Linked DNA regions of Homo sapiens: regions 1, 3 and 4 are each linked to region 2. A link is a contact called in ENCODE Hi-C or POLR2A ChIA-PET data. All regions are on one chromosome and are shown on one strand. The core of a region is the stretch at or near the end of the contact, and the rest is flanking DNA. Distances in the headings are between cores, read along the strand shown.

Region 1 (2,930 bases), core at 342-2,841, 470 kb after region 2:
ATCACAGGCTCCTCGGTTTACTGTGCGTCTTCCAGCTGCCTGCACGTCACTGTCACTCAGATTTCCCAGATGAAACCTGGCTGAGAGACTCAGGGCATGCTTTAGGTGGCTGCAGGGTTTTGGTTTCCAGAGCTGTTTAGGGTGACAGTGAGTGCAACAGCAGACTTTTGAAGCACTTGACATTTAAGACGTCATCATTATAATCTCAGGTCTCTGTGCTCCTCTCCAATTAAATGCAGTAGGAAGGGTCTGTCATTTCTCTATGAGTCCTAGAAACCAAAGGCAAAGGACTCACCAAACACACACCCAGAGAAAGCCATACGGAATGGGTAGCAGCAAATGAAAGGCTTCATGCTGGCTGGGCATGGTGGCTCACACCTGTAATCCCAGCACTTTGGGAGGCTGAGGCCGGTGGATCACTTGAGGTCAGGAGTTCAAGACCAGCCTGGCCAACATGGTGAAACCCCATCTCTCTTAAAATACAAAATATTAGCTGGGCGTGGTGGCGTGCATCTGTAAGCTCAGCTACTCGGGAGGCTGAAGCACAACAATCGCTTGAACCTGGGAGGCAGAGGTTGCAGTGAGCCAAAATCATGCCACTGCACTCCAGCCTGGGCAACAGAGCAAAACTCTGTATAAAAAAAAAAAAAGGCTTCATGTCTTCCTGTGGACTTTCTTCCTTGCACTCTGAATGAAATACTTTATGGCTCCCTGGCTTCAGAAGTGAGATTGCATTTTTTAGTATTACCCTTAGAGCTTCCATACAGAGTCTCTCCTTGTGTCAGGCACTGTGTCCAGCCTCTGCATGCAGCATCTCATCGAGTCACCACAAAGCCATATTGAGTTAACTGCTGGCAACATTTTCTTTCTATAGGTGAGGAGGCTGTTGCTCACAGAGGACAGGTGACTCAGCCAGAGCCACAGAGTCAGGATTTCAATCCAGGGCTGCTGGATTACAGAGCCCAGTCTCTGAATCACCAGCCTTTCTGACTCCTGCAGAAGAGGGCTATGTTTGTGTCCATGCATGTGCCTACGTATCTTTGACTGAGAGATGTGAATGACAGTTTCCCTTCCCAGTTCCACATACTCCATGACTGTAAGTAGGAGCCAGGTGCTCACAGATTCACCATCCCCCAAGTCCCAGGCCCCTTTGTCACCTGGAATGTCCCATGTCATCATCTCCCAAATCTGATTTTCTTCTAAGGTTGCCTTGCAGGCCGGGCACCAGTCTCCAGGCAGCTCTCCTGGCCCAGTTTGATGGTCTTCTTCATGTTTTCCTCCCTTCAGCCCCTTAAACAGGCAGAGGCCAGGTGGGGCTCGCCTCAGGGTAGCATCCCCATCTATTTCCCCTCTCTCCCTAGACTCCCAGCCCCATATTTGGGGTCTGGTCCCCTTTAGCAGCCTGTCACAATGACCTCTGCACCTGTGGAATGTTTTGAGAATGCAGATTCCTAGTTCCCTCCCCAAACCACCTGAAACAAAATCTTGAAGGGCAGAGGCTGGGGTGTGGATTTTTTTTTTTGAGACGGAGTTTTGCTCTCCTTGCCCAGGCTGGAGTGCAATGGCACAATCTCGGCTCACCGCGACCTCCACCTCCCGGGTTCAAGTGATTCTTCTGCCTCAGCCTCACGAGTAGCTGGGATTACAGGCATGTGCCACCACGCCTGGCTAATTTTGTATTTTTAGCAGAGATAGGGTTTCTCCATGTTGGTCAGGTTGGTCTCAAACTCCCGACCTCAGATAATCCACCCGCCTCGGCCTCTCAAAGTGCTGGGATTACAGGCGTGAGCCACTGTGCCTGGCCTGGGGTGTGGATTTTTACAAAGGTCTCCCAGTGATCTGATCTAGAGCCCCCTGGACTCTAGCCTCTCCCTCTCTGAACCTTCTGAGCTACAGCTATCAACTTAATTTTCCTTTTTTTTTTTCTTTTGACACAGGGTCTCACTCTGTTGCCCAGGCTGGAGTGCAGTGGCGCAATCTCAGTTCACTGCAACTTCCGTTCCCTGCAACCTCCAGCTCCCGCGTTCAAGCGATTCTCCTGCCTCGGCCTCCCAAGTAGCTGGGACTACAGGTGCCTGCCACCACACCCAGCTAATTTTTGTATTTTTATTTATTTATTTTTCTGAGACAGGGTCTCGCTCTGTCACCCAGGCTGGAGTGCAGTGGTGCAATCTTGGCTCACTGTAACCTCTGCCTCCTGAGTTCAAGCAATTCTCCTGCCGCAGCTTCCCAAGTAACTGGGACTACAGGCGCCTAACACTACGCACGACTAATTTTTGTATTTTTAGTAGAGATGGGGTTTGGCCATGTTGGCCAGGCTGGTTTTGAACTCCTGACCTCAGGTGATCCACCTGCCTCGGCCTCCTAAAGTGCTGGGATAACAGGTGTGAGCCACTCCTCCCGGCCAACTTAATTTTCTGAAAGCACAGTTTGTCTCATGTTACTCTCCTGCTCAAAATCCTTGGGTGGCTCCCAATGCCTGCAGAAAAATCCAAAGACCTTGGTGTGGCATTCAAAGCCCTATCCATCTGGTCTACTCACTCGTCTGCTAACTTTTCCCTGTCACGGGCTCCCAGCCTGGCTTTCCCGCCTTAGCTTGTCTGGACTTTCTGTATCAGGGCACAGTGGAGCACACTGAAATGGCAGCAATCCTTCCCTAAGACTGTGAGCCCTTCTATAAGAGGAATGACTGCTAAAGTGTCCTCATAATTTGAGAGCCTTGTGTGCAGCTTTACATGAGGGGGTTTTGTGTGGCCTGCAGATGAAAGGAGATCCACCAGCAGATGCAACACAATAGCACTAATGTGTCAACACAGGAGAGTAGAGAAGTGGGGCTCATGCTGAATTCCAAAGAGATGATATTTCAGCGTTCCCCTTGCTTTTTATTCATGCACAGGAGATGGACCAGACCTTCAAGCACTGGGGCAAGG
Region 2 (2,700 bases), core at 188-2,687:
GTAGGCACTCAACTTGTGTTCTCCCCTTCGTGGACAAGAAGCGGCGGAGTGCCTATCTTCCTCCGTCTTCGAGCTATTTTAAATTTCTTCTATTACAGCACTTTGGGAGGCCGAGGAGGGTGGATGACGAGGTCAGGAGATCGAGACCATCCTGGCTAACACGGTGAAACCCCGCCTCTACTAAAAATACAAAAAAATTAGCCGGGCGTGGCGACGGGCGCCTGTTGTCCCAGCTACTCGGGAGGCTGAGGCAGGAAAATGGCGTGAACCCGGGAGGCGGAGCTTGCAATACGCCGAGATCGCGCCACTGCACTCCAGCCTGGGTGACGGCGTGATTCTCCTTCTCAAAAAAAAAAAAAAAAAAAAAAAAAAATTCTTCTATTAAAGAATTTCAGGCCAGGCGCAGTGGCTCGCGCCTGTAATCCCAGCACTTTGGGAGGCCGAGGCAGGTAGATCACCTGAGGTCAGGAGTTCGAGACTAGCCTGGCCAACATGGCGAAAACCCCTCTCTACTAAAAATATAAAAAATTACCTGGGCGAAATGGCACGCGCCTGTAATCGCAGCTACTCGGGAGGGTGAGGCAGGAGAATAGCGTGAACCCAGGAGATGGAGGTTGCAGTGAGCCGAGATCGCGCCACTCCACTCCGGGCTCGGCGATACAGCGAGACTCCGTGTCGAAAAAACAAAACAAAACAAAACATTTCAAACTGAAATGGGCGGTTAAAATGCAACTTAAAATGAGATGGTGAGTTTAACGCACCACTTTTCCACTAGGTGGTGCTGCATGTTAAAACTTTCCCTCCATTTACTCCAAAATATTAATTTCTACAGCAGGAAAACTGACGGCCCCTTGGAAAAGGAAAGAAAAGTCAATATGTCACCAAAAAAGACAATTTATTAATAACTCCTCCAAAACCTCTGTGGGTTCCCCTTGGAGTGAAGCGCGAGCAGGGAGCCGCCATAGGGAGCCAGGCCCGCAGCGCCGTTCGTCCTCAGCACAACGAGCGGCAGCGGGCACCGAATTGTTCTGCAACTACTTTTCACATCTGCCTTTTGTAGTTGCTGAACAAAATTCGTTCCCATTTGTTTCCGGTTGGCAAGTTCGTAGGCTTCGGCGGAAGTGTAAAGTCAAGGGCAAGTGGCGGAGGCTGCGGCCACCCCGGTCTCTGAGCGGCGCACCGGACAGGTGGTCAGTCCCGGGACGCGGTGACCCGACGCCCGAGCTCCAAGGCTCGGCCCACGCCGGGTTCGCCCCAGTCCCGCTGGTCCCTCAGCCGACGCCGCCGGGCCTCGCACCGCCCCCCGACCCCGGACCCCCACCCACGCGGCCGCTGTGCACTCACCATGGCCGCTAGCCCTAGGCTCTGGCCTCGCAGCGCCGCCAACAAGCGCCGCGTCGCCCCGAGCGCCCCGAGCACCGCCGCCATTGGCCGTCTGCCGAGGGCTGCCCCGCGCGCTGCCTGCCGGCCGCCCACAGCCGCCCCCGACCCGACCACGCCCAGCTACCGCCAGCCCTGGTAGTCTCCCTGCGGGGCTGGCCCGGAGCGGGGTCTGTGTGTGGGAAGCGCCCAGCCTTCCCGCGGGCACAGGCGCAGCCCGGACCCCGAACACCCCCAGGAGCTTCAGCGGTCGCCAGCGCCCTTGGCCGCCAGGTGGACTCTGCGCGCCCCACAGCCGTAGGCCCAGCAGGCGCGCGCGGTCCCCGCCCCGTGCGGGCCCGTCGCGTCTGTGCCCGGGACGCAGGTCGCCCGGCGCGCGCTGGCCTTGCCCTCCGGTCCTCGCTGCGCTAGGAGGAACTTCGCCCAGCCTCGGGCGCCGGCCTCCTCCGCTTCGCGGGCGCTAGCACCGAGCTGGGCTCCCCGCTTGGCGGCGCTGCGCGCAGTCCATGCGGGCAGGAGGATGTCGTAGGCCAGGGCGGGGCAGTTGAGCGGCGGGGCTGGGGCAGTGAACCACGGCAGTTCCCATCGGGGGCTCCTAAGTCTTGCAGTAGTGGGTTCGAACGCAGCCTCTGTTCAGTCATCACGCAGCTGCCAAGTTCTTGAGCCAGCTGGCTCGTCTGGGTTTGCCTGGACCAAAAAGTGTGGAAACCCGGCCTGTAATCCCCTCCCAAACGTGTCCGTGCCCTGTTTACCCCCAGGCTCAGCACACAGTAGGAGCTCTGCAGACAGCTGTGAACAGATTTAGGTGAATCTTTTCTTGTATCATTTTTGGGGAGGTATTCTTTCATTCTTTTTTTTTTTTTTTTTTTGACTTTTTTGAGATGTAATTGACATACTATTAAGAATACTCACTTGTATCTTTTTTTTTTTTTTTTTTTTTTGAGACGGAGTCTCGCTCTGTCGCCCAGGCTGGAGTGCAGTGGCGCGATCTCGGCTCACTGCAAGCTCCGCCTCCCGGGTTCACGCCATTCTCCTGCCTTAGTCTCCCGAGTAGCTGGGACTACAGTCACCCGCCACCACGCCCGGCTAATTTTGTTTTTGTATGTTTAGTAGAGACGGGGTTTCACAGTGTTAGCCAGGATGGCCTCAATCTCCTGACCTCGTGATCCGCCCGCCTCGGCCTCCTAAAGTGCTGGGATTACAGGCGTGAGCCACCGCGCCCGGCCTCTTTTTTGTTTGTTTTTAACTGAATAGTTTAAGCAGGCCAGGCATGGTGGCCCGCACCTGTAATCACAGCACTTTGGGAGGACAAGGCAGGAG
Region 3 (2,700 bases), core at 148-2,647, 360 kb after region 2:
CTGGTATCGAACTCCTGACCTCAAGTGATCCACCCACCTCAGCCTCCCAAAGTGCTGGGATTACAGGTGTGAGCCACCACGCCCAGCCTATTTGTGCAATTATATTTTTAATGTCCATCTCTTCTAATAGTCAAGCTGCAAGAAGACAGGGACTGCATATGTCCTGTTTATCACTGTGCCTGCTTTTGGCACAGTGTTTGACACACAGCAGGTACTCAAGAAATGCTTGTGGAACAAAAATTAGCCAGTTATGGTGGCTTGCCTGTAGTCCCAACTACCTGGGGGGCTCAAGCGGGAGGACTGCCTGAGCCCAGGAGGTAGAGGCTGCAGTGAGCTGAGATCATGCCACTGCACTCCAGCCTGGGTGACAGAGGGAGACCCTGTCTCAAAACAAACAAACAAACAAACAAACAAACAAAAAAACAAAAAACGAAATGCTTGTGTAAAGAGTCAGTGAATGAATGAATGAATGAATCCCAGGATTTGTATGAAGTATGACTAAACTTTCCTGCCCTGTCTTAGCAGGGAGAGAAGAGGCAGGAGGCTGGCAGGATTCTTCCAGGTGAAACTGAGAAACTGGTCTTGGTCACTGTCCCAAAGCCAATTAAAATGGCTTTGGCCAGGACAATCTCTCCTGGACATCTGTCTACACCAAAAGTCCCAACGTAGAGCTGGAAGTGGTGCCTTCTTCCTCACCCCTCAAGGAAAGTTTGAAGGTCTGTACTTAAAGAGCCAACCTCATCACAATTGTTTTCTGAGCACCTCATCTCATTAGAAATGACAGCTAACAGAGAAAGGTAATTGCCCTGTTAAGGCATGTCAGGTATTATGTTAAAGTTTTACATATATCGTGGCTCCTAATTCATATTACCCCCATTTTACAGATGTGGAGACTGAGATTCAGAAAGGTGAAACCACTTGTGTGAGGTCCCCACTGTCCTTTAACCACAGCAATACTGCTTGCAAGACACAGAGGGCTCTTCTTTTAAAAAATCTTTTCTGGGCCGGAACCTGATAAAGAGTTTCCCAGCCAAGAGCAAACTTATGCAGTTAAAATTCAGTATAAAACACGAAAGAAGGGCTATGAGAATAGCTACCCCCTGCCCAGTTGTGTTGCAAGCTACCACTAGGCTAAGTTCGTAAGACACTTAAAAAAAAAAAAACCCCACTCAACGTCTCTTTCTTTTATTTTCATGAGGATAACAGCACTTCCTGCTCTTAAAGAGAATTTATTACACACATTTCTTTTGCAAGACAAGTCCCAGAGGCCAGGAGGCCCTTCCAGCTGGCGGAGCAGCAACGTTTCCAACTATAGAAGTGGATCCTGCCCCCCACCCCAGAGAAAGGCAGTGTGAGTCTCAGAAAGCAGGCACTTAGCCTAGCGGAAGGGCTCGCCCCAACCCGCCTGCCTCACAGGGTAGCAAAGGAACTGCTGGTGGGCTGGAAACTTGGCTCAAAACCACAAGGGCAAGCACAAAACCTTTTTTTGGATTCTCCTGTTTTATCTATCAAATTATGGGCATTTTGCATTTTACTGTACCATACGCCTTCATTGTTCTACTATAAAATGGCATTTCAAACATCTGGATAACACCTCTGCTCCTCAGAAGGCATCTTATTTATCCTGTGGTTTGGAGCCCCAACACAATCTGGCCACCCCTGTCTTTACCCTTCACCCAGGGTAGAAGGAGGATTCCATTTTTAAAAGCATGGGTTGAGCTAAGAAGCTGCATCTCCACTCGCTGTGTTTTTTGGGGGAGTGGGGGGTGGCACTCCATATAGAGGGACTTTCAAGGACACTGGGTCTGGGGGACACCCTCTTGCTGGCAGCAGAGGCTTCTCTCAGGCCCCTTCCCCAGGGACTAAGTGCTACACATTGGTGAAGGGCCTCAGTGGTACATGCAACTAGGGATGTACTAATTTGTCACCACAGCCTATAGAGGAGCTGACAGCTGAATCCCCACTCCCACCATCCAGGCTTCCAGCTCAGGGTGGCCTGCTTTACCCGACACTCCCCACCTCCTGCCCCACTCACCTCTGGGGTTCCCTTCACCCCCCAGGGCTCCATGAGTCTCGGGAAGGAGTCACATCTACAGATCATCAACTCCCTGGGAGGACCCAGGGCAGAACTCTATGATAAGGGCTCTGAGGCTCACTCGCCTGGGGTCACAGATGTCCTCGGGCAAAGCCTGGGTGTTTTGGCAAAGCCAGGCTGCACCTCCCATAACAGACACCTTCCTGTGTAGCACCTGCATCCTGCTGACAAAGGACAAGCTCCCCAGGGACAGGGCCTGTGCTTTCTGTCCCCAGCACTGAGCTAGGCCCACTAGGTACTCTTAAGCACTTGCTGATTTTGATCAGCATCAGCAGCTCCCGGTCCAGAGACCCAGGCCTCTGCCCACTGGCTGACTTCTGGGGACTCTGACTTCCTGAAAATGCAGCTTTCTACCTCAAGACAGCCTGCTTGGGGAAACCCCCACCGCTTGGCCTGCCCTTCCGCCTGTGTCTCTGCCCAGGCCAGAGGAGGACACTACCTCAAACAGTAGCCCTCCAAAACATGCGGCTGGCCTCCAGGTCTCTCCCAGAACTGTCCTTCACACCTCCGGCAAGTCCGGGGTGGGGCAAAAATTTGTTAATTCCCCAGCCCCTGTGGGAAGGACATGGAGTGGTGGACTGCCCCCACCCACACTCCCTGACGTT
Region 4 (2,991 bases), core at 277-2,776, 320 kb after region 2:
ATCTGACAGCCTCCCTCCTACCCACTGAAAATCTCTCCAGCCAGCAAATGGGGACCCTGTATCCCTACCCATGTTTCCTCAGAATGGGCTGGTGCGGATGCTTCTGAGCTCAGGCCTGGCTTGGAGTACTGGGGGCCAAGCAATACTCTGCTACGATGAGCTTGCCCTTAAGCCACCTGCTTGACTGAAACCCCATCCTTTCTTCCCTCCCTTTGACTCTTGGCAGGGAGTCCATCTGAACTCAAAAGGCTGCCTTGAAGTCCATATTTTATTATCTCTCTAAAAAAATTTTCTTCAGACAGGTATGGTGGTTCATGCCTGTAATCCCAGAGCTTTGAGAGACCAAGGGCTGAGGTGGGAGGATCACTTGAGCCCAGGAGTTGAAGGCTACAGTGAGCTGTGATTGCACCACTGTGCTCTAGCCTAGGCAGCAGAGTGAGACCCTATCTCAAAGAGTGAGACCCTGTCTCTTTTTTTTTTTTTTTTTTTTTTTTTTTTTTTTTTGCAGTAGAGATGAGGTCTCACTATGTTGCTCAGGCTGGGCCTGAACTCATGGGCTCAAGCGATCTTCCCAATTCAGCTTCCTAAAGCACTGGTATTACAGACATGAGCCACCACTCCTGGCCAATCTCCTTTTTTTTTCAGATGGAGTCTTGCTCTGTCACCCAGGCTGGAGTGTGATGGCACCATCTCGGCTCACTGCAACCTCTGCTTCCTGGGTTCAAGGGATTCTCCTGCCTCAGCCTCCTGAGTAGCTGGGATTACAGGTGCCCGCCACCATGCCTGGCTGATTTTTGTATTTTTAGTGGAGACGGGGTTTCACCATGTTGGCCAGGCTGGTCTCAAACTCTTGACCTTGTGATCCGCTTGCCTCGGCCTCCCAAAGTGCTGGGATTACAGGTGTGAGCCACCGCGCCCGGCCCTCCTCTTTTTTATTCATTATTTTTATTTTAATTTTCTTTTCTTTTTTTTTTTTTTTTTTTTTTTTTTTTTTTTTGAGACAGGGTAGTTGCGAGGCCACTTGGAGCTACCTGCATTTCCAGCATGGGCCAGAGGTGCCTATGTGAGTCCTGAAGCTTTCATCGCCAAGAAAAGATGCCTTTGCTGCCTCCTCTGGCCGCTCTGAACACAGTCGGAGGCTGCAAGGAGGACTGAGGCCAGCTCTAGAAGGACCAAGTGCTCTCTCTCTCTCCACTCTGCTGTGAACTTCCTTCCTTTCTTTGGCAGGGTCTGGGTCTCCTTAGCCACCCATCCAACCCGGGACTGGGCACCCAGCGGACCTCAGCCAATAGTTTATTCTCCCAAGAGGCGCCTCGTCCCTTAACAACCACCCTGTCACTGAAGCCTGATAGAGAAGACTCTACTCTGCCCTGGCTGGCAAGGGGGCATGCAGCAGGAGGTGCTGGAGTGCAGGAGCCTCAGCAGGGACAGAGGAGGGGGAGGCTGGAGCTCTGCAACCTGGAAATGAGGGGTTGGCCCTGGCCCTGTGGGCCTTGCCACCCGCGGTGGGAGTTGCCAGGGCTAGGGCCTAGCGGGCAGCAGGGGGCGCCCCAGACCCTATCTTGCAGGAGTTTGGAGCGACTAAGGGAATTCAGAGAGGGCAATGGAGACTTTCCTCACCCCACAGATTAATACTCTCTCACTAGCAGCACAGTCTCAGTGTGTCACTGCACACTGATTTGTGATTATCTACTTAAAGTCTGTCTCCCACTTTGGCCTGGTCTCTGGAAGGGGCGTGTTGTCCCCACAGTGTCCTCAGGGCCCTGCAGCAGATTCTCAGTGAGTGCTGAATCAATATCTCAATATCTGCATGAATGAAAGGTGGTTCCCTAGGCTGGGCGCAGTGGTTCACACCTGTAATCCCAGCACTTTGGGAGGCCGAGTCAGACAGATCACGAGGTCAGGAAATCGAGACCAGCCTGGGCAGCCTGGTGAGACCCCGTTTCTACTAAAAATACAAAAAATGAGCCAGACGTGGTGGCGAGTGCCTGTAGTCCCAGCTACTTGGGAGGCTGAGGCAGGAGAATCGCTTGATCCCGGGAGGCAGAGGTTGTAGTGAGGAGGGATCGCGCCACTGCACTCCAGGCTGGCCAACAGAGTGAGACTCCGTCTCAAAAAAACAAAAACAAAAACAAAGGTAGTCCCCAAGACCACCCCCAGCCTCCCATCAGATCCCTATGCCATCAGCTGTGAGTCCTGGTGGCAAGAGGACTGGCCCACCATGAGGGAGCTGCGACCAGGTCAGTGCCATCCTCCTCCAGTCCCACACTCAGGGGCTCTCAGCGGGCAGGGATAGCCAACTCCAGGGGAGAAGCCTAGGAGTGCTAATCAAATGTGAGACTCCCACCCTCAAGCAGCCATGTAGGCTGGTGCAGAGAGGATCCCAGAGGGACCAGGGCTGGGAATGCAGGGCCAGGCCTGGTGGTCCTCAACCTCCTGCCTTCCCTTGGGGAAGGGGGTCAGGGGTTCCTCATGGCTATCTGTCTCTCACTCCATAGGAGCCTGGATGACTCCTGGGCAACTCAAGGGAAGGCTGAGGGTCTCTAGGGCTCTGCTGCCCAACAGGGTAGCTACTAGCCACATGTGGCTTTGAGCACTTGAAATGTGGCTAGTCTGAATTGAGATGTGCTGTAAGTGTAAAATACACCCTGGATTGTGAAAAGAATGCAAAATCTCTCATTAATAGTTATTTTACATTGATTACATGTTTAAAGACATTTGGATGTAATGGGTTAAATAAAATATATTATTAAAATTCCCTATATCTGTTTTTGTTTGTTTGTTTTTTGAAACAGAGTCTCACTCTGTCGCCCAGGCTATAGTGTAGTGGTGCTATCATGGCTCACTGCAGCCTCAACCTCCCAAGCTCAAGCAATCCTCCCACCTCAGCCACCCGAGTACCTAGGACTAAAAGTGTGCGCCACCATGCCCAGCCAATTAAAATTTTTTTTTTTGTAGAGATGGGGTCTTGCCATGTTGTCTAGGCTGGTC

The links. A loop is a pair of places that touch in the nucleus more often than their neighbours do. ChIA-PET counts read pairs that join two places held with the same protein, here RNA polymerase II (POLR2A). Pooled maps may share reads with other maps.
Region 1: a map of mammary epithelial cell shows a loop between it and region 2 (7-fold over the local background). The contact joins the promoter of LINC02999 here to the promoter of PCBD2 in region 2. A Hi-C loop is called at or near these places in 1 of 168 maps with a recorded cell type or tissue (mammary epithelial cell) and 3 of 50 pooled maps. POLR2A ChIA-PET finds 5 or more read pairs at or near these places in 4 of 52 experiments (B cell, H1, OCI-LY7 and 1 more).
Region 3: a map with no recorded cell type shows a loop between it and region 2 (12-fold over the local background). The contact joins the enhancer-like site here to the promoter of PCBD2 in region 2. A Hi-C loop is called at or near these places in 3 of 37 single-sample maps with no recorded cell type and 10 of 50 pooled maps. POLR2A ChIA-PET finds 5 or more read pairs at or near these places in 4 of 52 experiments (WTC11, activated B cell, activated T-cell and 1 more).
Region 4: a loop to region 2 is called in a map of HCT116, with 9 times the contacts of the local background. The contact joins the enhancer-like site here to the promoter of PCBD2 in region 2. A Hi-C loop is called at or near these places in 10 of 168 maps with a recorded cell type or tissue (B cell, Caco-2, GM12878 and 6 more), 18 of 37 single-sample maps with no recorded cell type and 19 of 50 pooled maps. POLR2A ChIA-PET finds 5 or more read pairs at or near these places in 8 of 52 experiments (A549, CD4-positive, alpha-beta T cell, CD4-positive, alpha-beta memory T cell and 5 more).

The regions. Positions count from the first base shown.
Region 1 is chr5:134,433,708-134,436,637 of GRCh38, reverse strand. It overlaps LINC02999 (long intergenic non-protein coding RNA 2999), which reads left to right and starts at 1,591. Exons shown (of 3, transcript NR_105044.1): 1 at 1,591-1,648. RefSeq lists an enhancer at 1-420.
Region 2 is chr5:134,903,868-134,906,567 of GRCh38, reverse strand. It overlaps PCBD2 (pterin-4 alpha-carbinolamine dehydratase 2), which reads right to left and starts at 1,437. Exons shown (of 4, transcript NM_032151.5): 1 at 1,345-1,437. The coding sequence starts at 1,428. RefSeq lists enhancers at 354-939, 940-1,524 and a silencer at 1,122-1,881.
Region 3 is chr5:134,543,874-134,546,573 of GRCh38, reverse strand. All of the region lies in intron 3 of JADE2 (jade family PHD finger 2), which reads right to left. Among named protein-coding and RNA genes, the nearest start is that of JADE2, 20 kb to the right of the region's middle. RefSeq lists enhancers at 1,414-1,753, 2,014-2,113, 2,174-2,443, 2,544-2,700. Within about 2 kb of position 1,397, at least 20 of the 41 ENCODE cell types and tissues checked have a DNase peak (open chromatin) inside an H3K27ac peak, as active enhancers do.
Region 4 is chr5:134,585,511-134,588,501 of GRCh38, reverse strand. No RefSeq gene overlaps it. Among named protein-coding and RNA genes, the nearest start is that of SAR1B, 46 kb to the left of the region's middle. Within about 2 kb of position 1,526, at least 8 of the 41 ENCODE cell types and tissues checked have a DNase peak (open chromatin) inside an H3K27ac peak, as active enhancers do; they include HCT116, where a contact is called at or near this core.